Regions from separate parts of the Homo sapiens genome. Here region 2 is linked to region 1. A link is a contact called in ENCODE Hi-C or POLR2A ChIA-PET data. All regions are on one chromosome and are shown on one strand. Each heading gives the region's core, a stretch centred on a gene start or an enhancer-like site at or near the end of the contact. The rest is flanking DNA. Distances are from core to core; before and after follow the strand shown. Region 1 overlaps LOC107984364 (a long non-coding RNA gene). Region 2 overlaps TNKS1BP1 (tankyrase 1 binding protein 1).

What was found. A loop is a pair of places that touch in the nucleus more often than their neighbours do. ChIA-PET counts read pairs that join two places held with the same protein, here RNA polymerase II (POLR2A). Pooled maps may share reads with other maps.
Region 2: a map of pancreas shows a loop between it and region 1 (3-fold over the local background). The contact joins two enhancer-like sites. A Hi-C loop is called at or near these places in 4 of 168 maps with a recorded cell type or tissue (IMR-90, endothelial cell of umbilical vein, mammary epithelial cell and 1 more) and 4 of 50 pooled maps. POLR2A ChIA-PET finds 5 or more read pairs at or near these places in 10 of 52 experiments (A673, AG04449, AG04450 and 7 more).

What each region holds. Positions count from the first base shown.
Region 1 is chr11:57,239,947-57,247,403 of GRCh38, forward strand. It overlaps LOC107984364 (a long non-coding RNA gene), which reads right to left. Exons shown (of 3, transcript XR_001748067.3): 3 at 7,408-7,457. Among named protein-coding and RNA genes, the nearest start is that of APLNR, 6.4 kb to the left of the region's middle. RefSeq lists enhancers at 620-1,386, 2,409-2,703. Within about 2 kb of position 2,590, at least 3 of the 41 ENCODE cell types and tissues checked have a DNase peak (open chromatin) inside an H3K27ac peak, as active enhancers do.
Region 2 is chr11:57,300,600-57,308,056 of GRCh38, forward strand. TNKS1BP1 (tankyrase 1 binding protein 1) reads right to left here. Exons shown (of 12, transcript NM_033396.3): 7 at 1,860-2,226; 8 at 1,475-1,625; 9 at 1,208-1,344; 10 at 285-442; 11 at 1. Among named protein-coding and RNA genes, the nearest start is that of TNKS1BP1, 21 kb to the right of the region's middle. RefSeq lists enhancers at 1-519, 2,438-2,975, 2,976-3,511, 3,512-4,048. Within about 2 kb of position 3,677, at least 7 of the 41 ENCODE cell types and tissues checked have a DNase peak (open chromatin) inside an H3K27ac peak, as active enhancers do.

The sequences.
Region 1 (7,457 bases), core at 1,340-3,839:
GGGCGATGCCAGGATACCTGTAATTTACCTTAAAATAAGCTCTACCGGGTGAGATTTTAAATAGATTGACTATTTAGAGACACACCTCACATTGATTAGACAGGGTATAAGAATCCTGCCAGGCAATAATCTGTACACTTAGGGTTAGCACCATAGACTTGATCCAGAAACCACCCTCGCTCTAGCCATTGCCAAAGAGAATTCCTGGTTGCCTGGTGCCAGCTAGAAAGCTAACAGGACTCTGCCCCTGGAATCTTGGCATTCTGTACAGTGGGGGCTGGGACACCCAATAGGATCCAGAGCTGGGGCTCCATCCATCTCACAGTACACAGGGTAGGAATTGCTTGGGGCCTCTTGCTCCTGCATTTTTGGCTAATAGAAGTTCTGCGCAGATGGCAGAATGGTTTTCATTATATCCTGACATTCATTCATCATATCATGATTCATTCATCATATCCTGATATAATAGTTTCATTATATCCTGACATTATATCCTGGGTGGAAATAGCTAACCTTTGGCTACCTCAGACTTCTTCAGTGGTAAGCTATCTTTACCTATCAAAGGGGACCTTGGAGTTGTGCAGGGACCAGCTTGGCTCAGGTCAGGTCATAATAGATGGCCCTTTTACGAGTAAACATTACTGCTTGGGACATTCCAGGATAAAGACCAAGTTTGAGACGCCTAGTGATCCCAGTTCTCCCATGATTCTCCCAGAAAGATGCAGATGTCTGTGCCCTTTGCAGCTAGAAATACAGAGAGAAGGGAGCTAGCAAGCTTGAAGCGTCCCTGAAATCAGGTCCCTGTCTCCCTCCCCTCAGCTGTTCCCACTGGAATGCTGAGCCAGACAGGAGCCTGGAGACCCCTGTGGGAAAGGATATGGATCCATCGCTTTCATCTGCCGACCTCCAGGATGTCTGCCCTAGAGGGAGTAAAGAGCAGTTAATCTCACTAGAGTTACCAGACTCATTGAGAGGGGAGGGAATTGGGGGCCAGGGCTGGGAAGAGGCCACCGTTTGGGACCAGAGAGGGTAGAGTGCTGATAAGATCCGGCCTCCAACCAGGAGCCAGCTGTAGCCAGATGGCCTGAGTGCCCCCTGCAATGACAGCCTGAAGTGAGCAGAATTAGCCAGCTCACTCCTTATCCTGCCTGATCTGATCTGTCCCTGTTCCGCATTGCACCATTCCACACAGAAGAAAGACTGGAAAATAGGACCAGTAGCTGAAGATGAAACTTGTGTGTCCCGGGGCTCAGAAGTATATGGGTCCTGGGCCTCACAGACTAGACATATACAAGGCCTGGGACAGATATCTTCTTTTCATTTCTGCCCCCCACCCTACTTGGCACCTGGTAAAAGTCTGTTGAATTAAAGCAATAGAAACACACTCAGGAGAAGGGTGTAAGACTTGGATCTTCACCCCAGAGCTGCTCTACTGCATTAACAAGGCAACTTTTGCTAAAGTGATCCAGGAAATTCTACTCTGAGCTATCTGGCAAACCAATAGCTAAGGCAAGCCTGTTGGCCAGGGTGCCCAGAGCTGGCCTGCCCTGGAGAGGCCTGCACAGGTTTCCTGGGGAACTTCCCTCTCTCTCCTGGGTGATTTCTTCAGGGCATTGTGATGAGACCGAGATGAATGACACCTGGCAGAAAAGCACTCCAGACCTGCTAGTGCCCTTTGAGGAGAGCCCAGACTTCTGGGAGACCTCTGGAGTCAGTGGTTCAATATTCCTCACCCACCCCACCACCAGGTTTGTGCCTGGCCTAAAAAGCAGAGCCTGACTTGGCCTGTGCCCATGGACATGCTGACTATGTGTGCTTTGTGAATGCAAGTTTTCTGTGTGCCACGAGGTCACTTGGATGTGAAGTCTGTAGGTGCTTGTGAGCAGGCTGAACTTGTGTGTGCAGGGGGATATGAGTGTGCACTGGGTGCATGCATTCATGGATGTAGAATAGTGTGCTTGCTTGTGCATAGTGAGGTAGGATGTGCATTGGGTGCATGCATTCATGCATGTAGAACAGTGTGCTTGCTTGTGCATAGTGGGCTATGATGTGCATTGGGTTCATGCATTAACGTGTATAGAAGAGTATGCATGTTTGTGTGTTGTAGGCATGAGCGTGCACTGAATGCACACATTCACCCAAGGAATGTACATCAGGTGCGTAGAAGAGTGTGCTTGCTTGTGTGTAGTGGGATCAGAGATCTGAATAAACACACTGCTTGCAGTACAGGGACGGGTGCTTAATTGGATCTCTCTAAGAGTTTGGGATGAAGGGGGAAAGCTGAACCCCTCTGCTGGGACCTCACCCAGACCCTACCCAAAGCTGTGGGCTGGGGACATCAAAGTGGAAGTACTGCCTTTCTGTGCTCTTCCTGACTTCTCACCTCCTCCCTCCTAGCTCTCTGCTCCAGCCCCCTCACTTCACAGGTCTGCTTTGAACTCCACAGCTTGGGAACTCACCCAGGGCAACAGGGCCTTTTTCTCTCCTTCCCGAGAGGCAGCCACAGCTGTGTCCCTAACAGCTGGTGGTGTTATCTGAGGGAAAGGGGAAGGGAGGGCAGGGACACAGGAGGGATATAACTTGACTGCCCAGCCCACACTGAGGAATTTCACCTCTCCTTTCTCTAGCACACAACACCCCCAACCCCCACCCTAGGCACGCGCGCGTGCGCGCGCGCACGCGCACACACACACACACACACACACACACACACACACGCCCGACTTTAGCAGCTTATCTGACCAAAAACAAATGGTCAGCCGCTTTCTGATAATTAAAACAGAAACCCCCTCAGCAACTCTCTCCACCCCCAACCCCACCATTTGGTGCTATTTCAAACTCTAAGGCCATACTGCAAACTCCCAAAACTCCCTGGTCTCTGGGGACAGCAAGAAAACTCACCCACTGGCCTGGTTCTAGCTTTCTGTGATTCTGGGAATTACGGCTATGGCTTCCAAATATGGTTGGAGAAGTGGGTTTCTTGCCAAAAAGATCAAAAGTGGGAGACAAACTGACCCTCTTGTTCTAATCCCATCCTAATTCATTCACTCAGAAAATATTGAGCAACTACTGGCCGGGCACGGTGGCTCACGCCTGTAATCCCAGCACTTTGGGAGGCCTAGGTGGGTGGATCACCTGAGGTACGGAGTTCGAGACCAGCTTGGCCAACATGGGGAAACTCCGTCTCTACTAAAAATACAAATATCAGCCGGACATGGTCGCGGGCGCCTGTAATCCCAGCTACCTGGGAGGCTGAATAAGGAGAACCACTGGAACCTAGGAGGCAGACGTTGTAGTGAGCCGAGATCGCGCCACTGCACTCCTGCCTGGGCAACAAGAGCGAGACTCCATCTCAAAAAAAAAAAAAATTTGAGCAACTACTATGTGCCAGGCTCTATTTGAGGCACTTGCCATACAGTGTGAGCAATTCAAACTATGCCCTCGGTTTCCTGCACTTTCATTCTAGAGGTGGAAGAGAGACAAAACGATGAAAGTTAGATAAATGCAGTGAACTCAGGTAATGATAAGCACTACAAGGAAAGATAAACTGGAGAGTGATGCAGCGAGTAAATGGAAACTGGCATTTTCAGATAGTATAGATCGGGGAGGTTTCTTAGGAGTCACTGATATCTTACCTGAACTCCAATAACTAGCTTGCTTTGTACCCTGGGCAAGGCTTTTGCCCCTCTCTGTGGGGCAGTTTCCCTATCTGTACATGAGGACATTGGGCCAGCCGGGTTTAGCTTTCTGTGATTCTGGGAATTATGGCTATGGCTTCCAGATGTGATTGGAGAAGTGGGTTTCTTGCCAAAAAGATCAAAAGTGGGAGACAAACTGACCCTCTTGTTGATGAATGGCAAGATCACATGAGAATCCATTCTCCCCACTACAGCACCAAGCCCACTTTGACGGGCTATTTGTTAGACTGTGAGAATCAGGGGTCTGGAAGCCTTTCCTTATCTCCCACCCACCTCCTGTCACCCTTTTACCTACCATTACCCACCCATCCCCCCATTACTTGGCACAGCGCCCCATACATAGTGCCCTCTAATATATGCACTGGAATTGTAGGACCCCCATTTCTATAACCTCTGGAGTAATCAGAACTTTCTTAGGGGCTGGGCCTGGTGGCTCACCCCTGTAACCCAGCACTTTGGGAGGCCGAGGCAGGTGGATCACCTGAGATCAGGAGTTCGATACCAGCCTGGCTAACATGGTGAAACTCTGTCTCTACTAAAAATACAAAAAATTAGCTGGGCGTGGTGGTGGGCACCTGTAATCCCAGCTACTCAGGAGGCTAAGACAGGAGAATTTGCTACGAGCCAAGATCACAGCATTGCACTCCAGCCTGGGCAACAAGAGTAAAACTCTGTCTCAAAAAAAAAAGAAAAGAAAAGAAAAGAAAGAAAGAACTTTCTTAGGACAATCTGGATGGGGCACTGGGTTCCCATGACTTAGAACAGGAAAGATGCCTAAAATTTTATTAGCCCATTGATTCCCACGCTGACATCAGAGACCCTTGATGATAGAAATGGGGAGAGAGGCAGTAGCTTGGGCCAGCATCAGCATTTCATGAAATCTTGTGGAAATGGCACATTCTTCTCACCCTATCATAAGACAACCCTCTTTAAATGTCAAGCACCAGCACCGCGAGCTTAGACTTTAATAAATTAGTGTGGGGACTCTGGTTACTCCATGCTGCTCATCATGCCTTTGATGAATAAAAACTGAGCAGATGAATTCATTACGATTTCATAAACAAGGTGGGTTAGATCAACAGACTCCTTCCTTAAAAAGGATTCACTGTGGGGAGAACAGGAAAGCAAGCGAGACAGTCTTTGATGCCGAAAGGTTGTGGCTGCGATCTGCTCCACACACTTGACCTTACCCATGGGGAAAGCAAGGGAGGGAGAGCCAAAGGGTTTTGTCCAGGTGTCCCTATGCCACCCTGTCTTCTCCTCCCACCCCCAAAGGTTAGGTGCAGAGGAAGTCTTTGTTTGGCTGAGAGGAGGGACTTGGGCAGGAGGCCGTGAAGACAGGAAGTACAGCAGAGGCAGGAAGGAGGTCAGGAAGAGGCTGACAGGACCAGGCCGGCTCACACCCAGCCCTGCCAGCCTTCAGGAGAGCAACATGGTGTTTCTAAAAATATTTACAGTGAGTCTACATTAATGAGATATATATCAGCACTGACAATGGGAGGATGCTGGGCCAGGCCCTCCAGGGTAGAAGACCAACGCAATTAGCCCAGAGGCTGCACAAAGGCAAGGCCAGCCTTGTGGGAAGGCCTTGTGGGAAGTCTTGGGGAAGGCCAGCCTTGCACAGCTAAAGGAAGAAATCAAGCCTTCCACCCTGGGGCCCAAACAGGCAATGGAGACCACAGTGCCCCAGAAACCTCCCCCGGGGAACAGAAAACATCCCAGATTCCTGGACCTGCAACGAGCATCTTCAACCTGCATCCCTGACCCCAATTCAGTGCAGAAATCTCCTCTACCACACCCACTCTGAGGACCATCCAGGGGTCTCTTGAATACCCCTGTTGACCAGACACTCAATCCTGCCTCCAGCAGCCCATTCCCATTCCAGTCTTGGCATCCCTACCCATTCAACCTTCAGGAGAGGAGAGTGGTTCAGAACATAGAGGCTGGAGTCAGGTAGCCACTTACAAGTCACTTTGCCATGGAGCACCAAGGAGTGTGATCATTTCAAGTCTTGGTTTTCTCATCTGTAAAATGGGAGTCATTAGAATATCTACTGCCCCAGGGCTGGTATAAGGTTTCAGCAAGGTAAAGGAGACAGCATGCAAAGAATGCCATGTGGACAGAAAGACACAGGCTAAGGTGCAAAGATGCAAAAGGAAGAATTTAAGGCTGGGTGTGGTGGCTCACGCCTGTAATCCCAGCATTTGGGAGGCCAAGGCGGGCAGATCACAAGGTCAGGAGTTCAAGACTAGCCTGGCCAAGATGGTGAAACCCCACCTCTACTAAAAATACAAAAATTAGATGGGTGTGGTGGCGGGCGCCTGTAATCCCAGCTACTTTGGAGGCTGAGGCAGAGAATTGCTTAAACCTGGGAGGCAGAGGTTGCAGTGAGCCGAGATCGCACCACTTCAACCAGCCTGTGCAACAAAGTGAGACTCCATCTCAAAAAAAAAAGAAGAAGAAAAGAAAAGAAAGAAAGAATTTAAAATGTCCTAGGACTAAAGTGACATAAGGCTAAGAAAATTAGCAAATGCCATTTTGCTGCTGAAGAGCTAACACTGCACTGTGCAGTGGGCGAGCCACTTGCCATGTGTGGCTATGGAGGGCTGGAAATGTGGCCAGGCAGATGGTGGGACACTGCAGGTGTAGAACACACACTGGGTTTCAAAGACTTAGTATGAAAAAAGAACGTAATATATCTCATTAGTAATTTTTTTCTATTGATTGCATGTCAAAATGATAACATTTGGATATATTAAAGTAAGTACATTGTTAAAATGAAGTCTACTTCTTTTGTTTCTTTTACTTTTTTTTTTTTTTTTTTTTTTTTTTGTGAGACAGAGTCTTGCTCTGTCACCCAGGCTGGAGTGCAGTGGCGGGATTTCAGCTCATTGCAACCTCCGTCTCCCAGGTTCAAGTGATTCTCCCGCCTCAGCCTCCCGAGTAGCTAAGATTACAGGTATGTGCCATCATGCCTGGAAAATTTTTGTATTTTTGGTAGAGACAGGGTTTTGCCATATTGACCAGGCTGGTCTCAAAATCCTGACATCAAGTGATATGCCCACATCGGCCTCCCAAAGTGCTGGGATTACAGGAGTGAGCCTCCATGCCCAGCCTCGTTTACTTTTTTAATGTGTCTACTAGGAAAATTAAAATCACATATGTAACTTCTGTTATAGTCCTATTGGATAGTGCTGAGCTGAAGGATCATATCTAAGCCTTAGGATGCTCACTCTGGAGGCATCTTTGAGGATGGGTTAGAATGGGTTAGGCTCGTTAGGAAACAGGTGCAGTTTTTCAGACCAAAGGCCCATATTAAGGAGAAGACTCCAATTCCAATTTTCCAACTACAGGTAGTTTGTCACCAACAAACAAAAAATAATAATAATAATAGTAATGGCTCTTACTTATTAAGTGCTTACTCCATGTCAGCAGGCACTGTTCTAGTGAAGGACCATGATTTTAAAAAGTGAACTCTGAAAGCAAAAATGCCTGGTTTTAAATCCTGGTTCTGCTAGTATACGAAGCCTCAGTTTCATCAACCTTAAAATAGGGGTAACCGTATATAGCATTGTCAGAACTACGAGATACTAGGCTTAGATACCAGACTTAGGTAGTCATCTCTTACTATTACTCCCATAGTAACAGGTAGTGTATTGCATCCTAATAGGTAAAGTTTATTACCAGGCACTGTATAAGCACACTCAAATGCTTTTTCCCAATGTAAGTTTTAATGCCATCTTTTACATTATGATCCCC
Region 2 (7,457 bases), core at 2,427-4,926, 62 kb after region 1:
CCTAGGAGGCAGACGGCAAAGGTCCAGAATGCAAACTTTGAGGAAACTGAACACAACAAGGAGACGTGATAGGGACAGAAACCACCCTCTAACCAGAAGAGGCAGTCTGGGGCCTGGCTGCAGGGACCCAAATTCTGACACCATCTTCATACCGTTCATCTGGGGCATGTCCGACTGAGGTTCCTCTTTGAGCCTCAGTTTGCCTCTTCTGTGAAGTGAGAGTTTCCCTTTTCATCAGGGTAATACAGTGAGGTCAGCGGATGCCCAGAGCTTAGGTCACCTACCCTGAGGATTTCTCTGGCTTGGGAGGTAACGTGAGGGGCTTTCCCAGTCCTGGGACCTTGCAGGATTTCGAACGCTGGACCGCGGACTCCTTCTGGCTCGACTTGCTCTCAGCCAGCTCTCCCTCCTCAGCTGAGCGATTCCGGGGGCGCAGCTTGGCCTGAGAAGCAAGTCCAGAAGCAGATAGATAGTAGAGGGACAGGCAGTAGGACTCTCAGGGGGTAAGACCTTATCTCAAGAGTGTGCAGTCCCCAGAATCAAGCAGAGACCCCTCTGCAGTCCTTTCACCCCAAAGGATGGGAAGTCACTTAGAGATGCACTTCCCGCAGAACTGAGCTATGCCTTGCACACCTTTCTGTCCTCAAAAACATATGGCAGGATTGAATTCAGACAAACTGGGTGGGACAAAGCCAGTGGTGACTTCCCACCCCTGTTCCCTCTGCCTGCAATGCCACCCCACCATCCCAGCTCCAGGAGCCAACTCCTGTGCCTGCCGCCGGCTAAGATCAAATACATACAAGAGGCCTTCTCCAATCCACCCTCCCTTCCCATCCCCCTCCACTCTGCTGTTAGGAAATAACTCCTCTCTCTCTGAACAGGCCCAGCCCTTATCTGTGCCTCTCCTCAGGGACACCTAAACTTCTTCTCTCATCCAGGCTAATTATGGGCATCATGTCTCCCACTGCCCCTGAGGTTCCAGAATAAGAACACATCTTGTTCTTCTTTCCATCCCATTTGGCACACAGCATAGGGCCCGGCGGGGCACAAAGGGATCTTCTGGAGCCCTCGATGGAGAGGAGAGTGAGAGGAGGAATGGGAGAGGGGGACAGGGGAATGAATTGATGGATGAAGAGAAGAAAGACAGCATGCAAGGTGGCCACCTGGCCAGATGGCTGGACATGTTTGCTTAATGATCAGATGGTACCTTCAGGGCTGAGGGGCTCAGGCCAGGAAAGAGGTTGACTTTCAGCCCCTTGGTGCCCAACGACATCCGTGTCCGGCGGCTCTGAGGTTCCTCCACTACCTCTTCATCTGAAGATGGCACCCGAGATGCCCGTGGCTCTGCAAAGGCCCGGGAAAGGGGCTCAGAAAAGGCAGCACACCCAGACTCCCCGAACCCATAACCCCTGCAAAAGCTTGGCCTAATGCCCTAGAGATCAAGAGACATCACCAAATAATACATCAGCCCTACCTGTAGAGTCCTGGAACAGGTGTGCATCCGAGTCTGCTGCCTCCGACAGGCCCAAGGTACCCCCAGGCCGAATGACCGGGGCCCGGTGCCCACGCTTGCGCCCCAAGTTGGCACGGCTCCGATACATGGCACTGTCGAGGATCTCGGTGTCCTGCTTGGGGCAATGGTGACACCACTGCCATTGCTGCCTCATCCCACGGGAGCCCCTCAACAGTAGCTGACCAGGAGCTGGACCCCTCCTGCAGCCGGAGCTTCACGTTCACGTGACGCACCTACAACCCGCTTTCTGCCTCCTGGACTGGGACTGCTCAGGGAAGCTCCAGGAATGGGGCTCTCGCTGCATCGCCCTCACCCACCCACTGTCATGGGCTCACCCTCCACTGACCTCAATGAAGGAGAAGTCCTGACTGGGGGATCTGGCAGGAGGGCCTTGGGAGGGTCGCCGAGAAGTCTGTGCTGGCCCCTGATCGCTCCACCTGGCTGCTGAAGAGCCCCAGGTGCCATCCACGTCTTCTGTCTGGCTGGCCTCACCATCAGGCTGCGGCCTCCAGGAGGGTGGAGAGTCCCTGCCAGGCTCCAGCACCTCCTCTTGGGCAGCACCTGCCCCGGCTCCTTCCTCCTCCAACAGGCCCCCAAGGCCCGAGGCCGCTGACTCCCTCCGAGCCACCGCCTTGGAGCTGCTGGCTGCCAGCATCTCCTCCAGCAGGCCCTGGGAGCCGGAGGGTGGGGGGCGGGCCGGGCACCTGCCAGGGCTGTAAAGGGGACAGAGAGAGAACGAGATCATCGTAAGGCCCCATCTCCCTGCCCTGAAGCCTACTTCACAAGCTCCTTCCCCCAGCCCCCAAACTCTCCCTTGCCCTCCTTCCCATGCTTTTTCCAGACTCCAAGGACACGGTCAGGGCCTTGAGCAACACAGCACACAGGTGAAGAGCTGAGCCAGTCTGGCAGGTTCAAATCCCTGAGACCTCGGGTGAGCCCCCTCCCCTGGAAACAGCTCAGGCTCCTCTAACTGCACGGAGTCGCTGCAAGGATGAAAGAAAAATCTAAAGCACTTAGCACAGTCCTGGTCAGCACGCACCGCAGAAGCAGCAGCCATTATTCCTGCTGCTGTTGCATGCTAGCAATGTGTTCCCTCCCAGGGCCACGTGCTCGGGCAGTCACACTCCTTGGGGTGAGCCAGGTACTGGCCCACCTGCCTCTCCGGACTCATGTTGTCTTCAGCCCCCACGTTATGCCTCTTCATTCCCCAGGCTCACAGAGCAACCAGGGACCATCAGAAGACACCCGGCCCTCACATGCTGCTGGCTTTGAACGAGCTGCTCCCTCTTCTGGAAAGCTCCCCGCACCACACCGTCCCTGGTGGTACTGTCCCCTTGGTTCAATTCTGCTTCCGAAGCTGCCCTGCCCCCTCCCAGCCACCATGGCCGCCTCAGCCCTACCAGCCCTGGGCTCCAATCCATGCCAGTTCCTGCTTCTTTCCTGTGGTTCTTTGTCCCCATAGCCTGTCGGTGAGCTCCTCAAGGGCAAAAACGGGGCCCTTTCTGCCTTTATGCCCCCAGCACCTGACCCAGAGCCTGGCTACGCGCCGGACTAAGCAAATGTTTGCCAAGCAAATGAGGGGCTGGGTCACCTTGGACCTCCATGCAGCATATGCATCTTCTGTCTGCTGCTTCCTCAAAACACAATACAGCTGGACATGGGGTGCAGGGCTCACGCCTGTAATTCCAGCTACTTGGGAGGCCAGGGCAGGGGGATCACGTGAGCCCAGGAGTTCAAGACCAGCCTGGGCAACATAGCAAGACCCCATCTAAAAACAAAATACAAACACGGCACAAGCACACCACACACTCTCTCACTAACTCATACTGCCCGCCCTGTCCAGCGGCCACTCCCCAAAATGACACATTCACATTCATCACCATCACACACACTCAGGCAGAGAGCTTGTGCGCTGTTTGTCACTCCCCCAGATGGACCTCGCACCCACCACATCTACAGGCACGGCACAGAGCCACACCTGACACAAACACACGCATCCCCGCATCCCCACACCCCCACCCCACACACACACACTCATACTACGCACAGAGGTGTGGGAAAGCCTGGCACGGCAGTGCCTGGAAGCCAGGCCCCAGGTTCCCACTGGGATTAAAGCAGGAGGAGAGTGGGGCAGGTGAGTCAATACCAAGCAGGAAGAGGGGGCAGGGAGAGAGAGCATGAGTGGTAGTCTGTCCTTCCACAAGCTGCTGACAGATGGAAATTAAAGTGGTCTGGGGAGAGACATTGGGGGAGGAGGCAGTGGCGGCAGCAGAAGTACAGCAAGGCAGCAGAATTGGGAGCAGCCCTGGCTGGGGGCCAAAGCCAGCTCACCCTGACAGCCAGCTTAAAATCAGGGAGAATTTGGAGGGAGGGGGTGGCAACAGCACCCCACCCAGACTACAGAGGCCAGGCCCAAAGCCTCTCCCTGGGGTGGGGCAAAAGAAGGCTAAGGGCAGGCCCCATGAGCTAAAGAGATGTGAAATGCCCTGGCTCACGCCTGTAATCCCAGCACTTTGGGAGGCCAAAACAGGCGGATCACCTGAGGTCAGGAGTTCCAGACCAGCCTGGACAACATGGTGAAACTCTGTTTCTACTAAAAATACAAAAATTAGCCAGGCATGGTGGCAGGCACCTGTAATCCCAGCTTCTTGGGGGAGACTGAGGCAGGAGAATCGCTTGAACCCGGGTGGTGGAGGTTGCAGTGAGCCAAGACCGCGCCACTGCACTCCAGCCCAGGCAACAAGAGCAAAACTCCGTCTCAAAAAAAAAAAAAAAAAAAAAAATCCACTCCTAAAGCGAGAGGTGGCCCAAGCCACTCAGGCAGAGGTCAGTGAGCTCTGGAGGTGGCCTTGAGGAGCAGAGAGTGGCGAGTGGGGAAAACCCAAGAAAGTGCAGCTACGTCCACCCCGCCGGACTAAACCCCACTCGCCCTTCACCCCATCTTAGAAGCAGCTTTCCTACCCCTAAGCACCCAGATCATGTATAAGCTGAGCCCCTCCCGGCATGGGAGCAGGAAAGAGGGGTAGTTAGGAACACAGGGACTGAGTCCTGCCACTCCAGGACACAGCTAGGCTCTGTCTCCTCCTATGCCTGTGGCTTTGACCACAAGTTATTTGTCCCACTCTGAACCTCAGTTTATCTGTAAAATGGGGATAATAAAAGTACATAAACTGTTCTAGTTTGTTGGCAGAAATATGTGCCTAACACATAGTTAGCACTTGACAAATACAACAAATTATTAGGATAGTCATTATCATCCTCAACACGGGTCCCTGGCCAGAGAGGATGTGCCTCATCTTGTCGCATCTACACCCTTCACCTGGTCTAAACTTTAGAGTACCCTGAGGACCAAGACGGTATCCCACCCCACCCTCCACCACTGCTCCAGAGGCAAACATGGCGCTGGAACTACAAAACGTGAATATCCCAGTGTTCTGAGACCTGAAATGAGGGAGGGGTGAAGCTGGAAAGATGTGTCTAGAGAAATAGCAGCTGACCTTGACCCCAGAGAGACAGGGAGGGTGCCCAGAGAAGACTGCACGGCTTGGGCCCAGGGAGACAAGAAGAACCCACAGCCACCAGCCGTGGGAACCGGTGCAAGTCACACTGCCTCTCTGGGTCTCAGTTTCCCTAGTTTTTGTGAGGAACAATTAACAAAACCCCATGAGTACTGGGAGTAAGTTACTCCCAACTTACAGACGAGGAATCGGAGGCCCGCAGAAGAGAACAAACTTGCCCAAGGTCACAGAGGTGGTGACAGAATCAGAACGCAAGCCTGGCAGATGGACCCAGAGCCAGACCCCTCTGAGCTATTCTCAAGGACTTCTCGTTACAAAGGGAACCTCCAAAATTTTCTTTAAAGAGAAAGTGCCCATAGTGGGCCAGGCATGGTGGCTCATGCCTGTAATCCCAGCACTTTGGGAGGCCGAGGTGGGTGGATCACCTGAGGTCTGTCTGGAGTTCAAGACCAGCCTGGCCAACATGGTGAAACCCCATCTCTGCTAAAAATACAAAAATTAGCCGGGCGTGGTGATGTGCGCCTGTATTCCCAGCTACTCAGGAGGCTGAGGCAGGAGAATCGCTTGAACCCAGAAGGCAGAGGTTGCAGTGAGCCAAGATCGCACCACTGCACTTCAGGCTGGGAGCCTGGGCGATAGACCAAGACTCCGTTTCAAAAAAAAAAAGAGAAAGTGCCCATAGTGTAGAATTTCCCTACATCAGAATTTCCCTGCTCAGAACACTAGGTTCTTGGACATTAGCCAAATTAGCTTGGAAAATACTGCATTACTTGTCTTTAAGGTACTAATATATGCTAATATACAGACTAAGTCTTCTGTACGGCCACAGAGTACCCAGCATTTTCCAAACATATTCACAGACTGGTATTCTTTAGGACACATTTTAGAAAAGGCTGCCCGAAAGCATAAAATTCAAACAAGCCCCTCGAACTCCTCTCTAAAGCAACTGTTTTCGTTCGGCTTTTTGAGGAGCCGTGCTTTCTGTTAGGAGCCACGCTTTCTGTTGCATACAATGAGGCTCACCTGTATGGCATCACGGCTAACCCCTGAACTCGGGTTAAAGTCAACACTGGCCAGATTACGGTAACACAACCACAAAAGCCTGGGTGTTTTAAAGACACAATGATGACACTATCCTCCTCTTCCCCTAACCTAGTCCCATCACAATCCCCGCCCCACCTCCCTCCATCCTAAACTAAGGGAACAAGATGATCACTTTCCACTTCTTAAGAGCCACCCCACACAGAACGGAAAGGCAGAGAGCTGTGGTGGTGGGGGGGGGGGTTGGGTGGGAGGGGGGCAGTGGTCCCACAGTGGCCACACCTGAAAGCAGTTAACATATACAAGTGAGAAAGAGGTACTCCTGACTCTTTGCCCTTAAGGGGTCACACCACCTTTCGACCCTCCAGCGGAGAGGATAAAAATCACTTTCCTGCTTCACAGAGCAGCTGTGAAGATCAATGAGGTAAGACGTGTGGTTAAGCATGGGGTGTGCAAAGTTCTATGAGTCCCAGGAAGAGAAATCAGGAACAACCACGCCAAGCCTGGACTCTCCCCTGCACCAAGAACATTAAAGCTGGAACTCTGCACTTCCTGAGTCAAACCCTGAGAAACTGAGGCTCAGAGCCCAGCAACCTGCCCAGGACCACAAGGGCCTCCCAACTCCTAGTCCTGCGCCCTCCCCTCGTCCCTGCAGTCCTCAATGCAGCCTCAGTGGTTCCCTGTGCTCCGTCACCACCCCGTCAACAGCCTGAGTCGTCAGGAAGCTCCACTTCCTCAAATCCCCCTGGGCATCTCACTGGGCCCATCTTCCTCTCTCCCTTCTCCTCCTCCATCCCAAATGCCTCTCCAGAGTCCCCAAGACCACCATGATATGCTCTAGCCCCTTCCTGCTCCTCTCCTCCCACCACCAACCCCTTCCACTTATAAAAGCCCCTGCCCCACACTTCCCTTGCCTTCCCCACATACCCAGTGAGAAGCTCCCACTGTGGGGCTGGAAAAGGTAACATTTTCTGCTCACTAAAGGGAATAAAAGCGAATCTCAATGGATGGAAATGTTAACAAAACGGATGCAATGCCTTTTTAGCACGTTTCTCAGCTGCAAAACCATCTCAGCTGGTTTTAAAACATCCATGAAACAGACTGTGCTTGCCTTGCAAAGCCTTTGGAAAGTTCTTTCAGCAAATTTGCACAGAGGCCAAGGTCATGGGGCCAGGTCCCCATACCCTTCAGGTTCTTGAACTTGCTATTCCAGGCTTCAAGACAGGACAGGCAAGAAGCACCAAGTACCTAACCTCTTTGAGAACCCGTGGGTTCCACTGTCCACTCCACTCCTGGCTGTGGTGGCCCCAGCCAAGAAGACACGGAATTCTCTGCCCTATACCTATGAAACCACCTGTGGCTTCAGGGCTGAGAGGCCTGGGGAA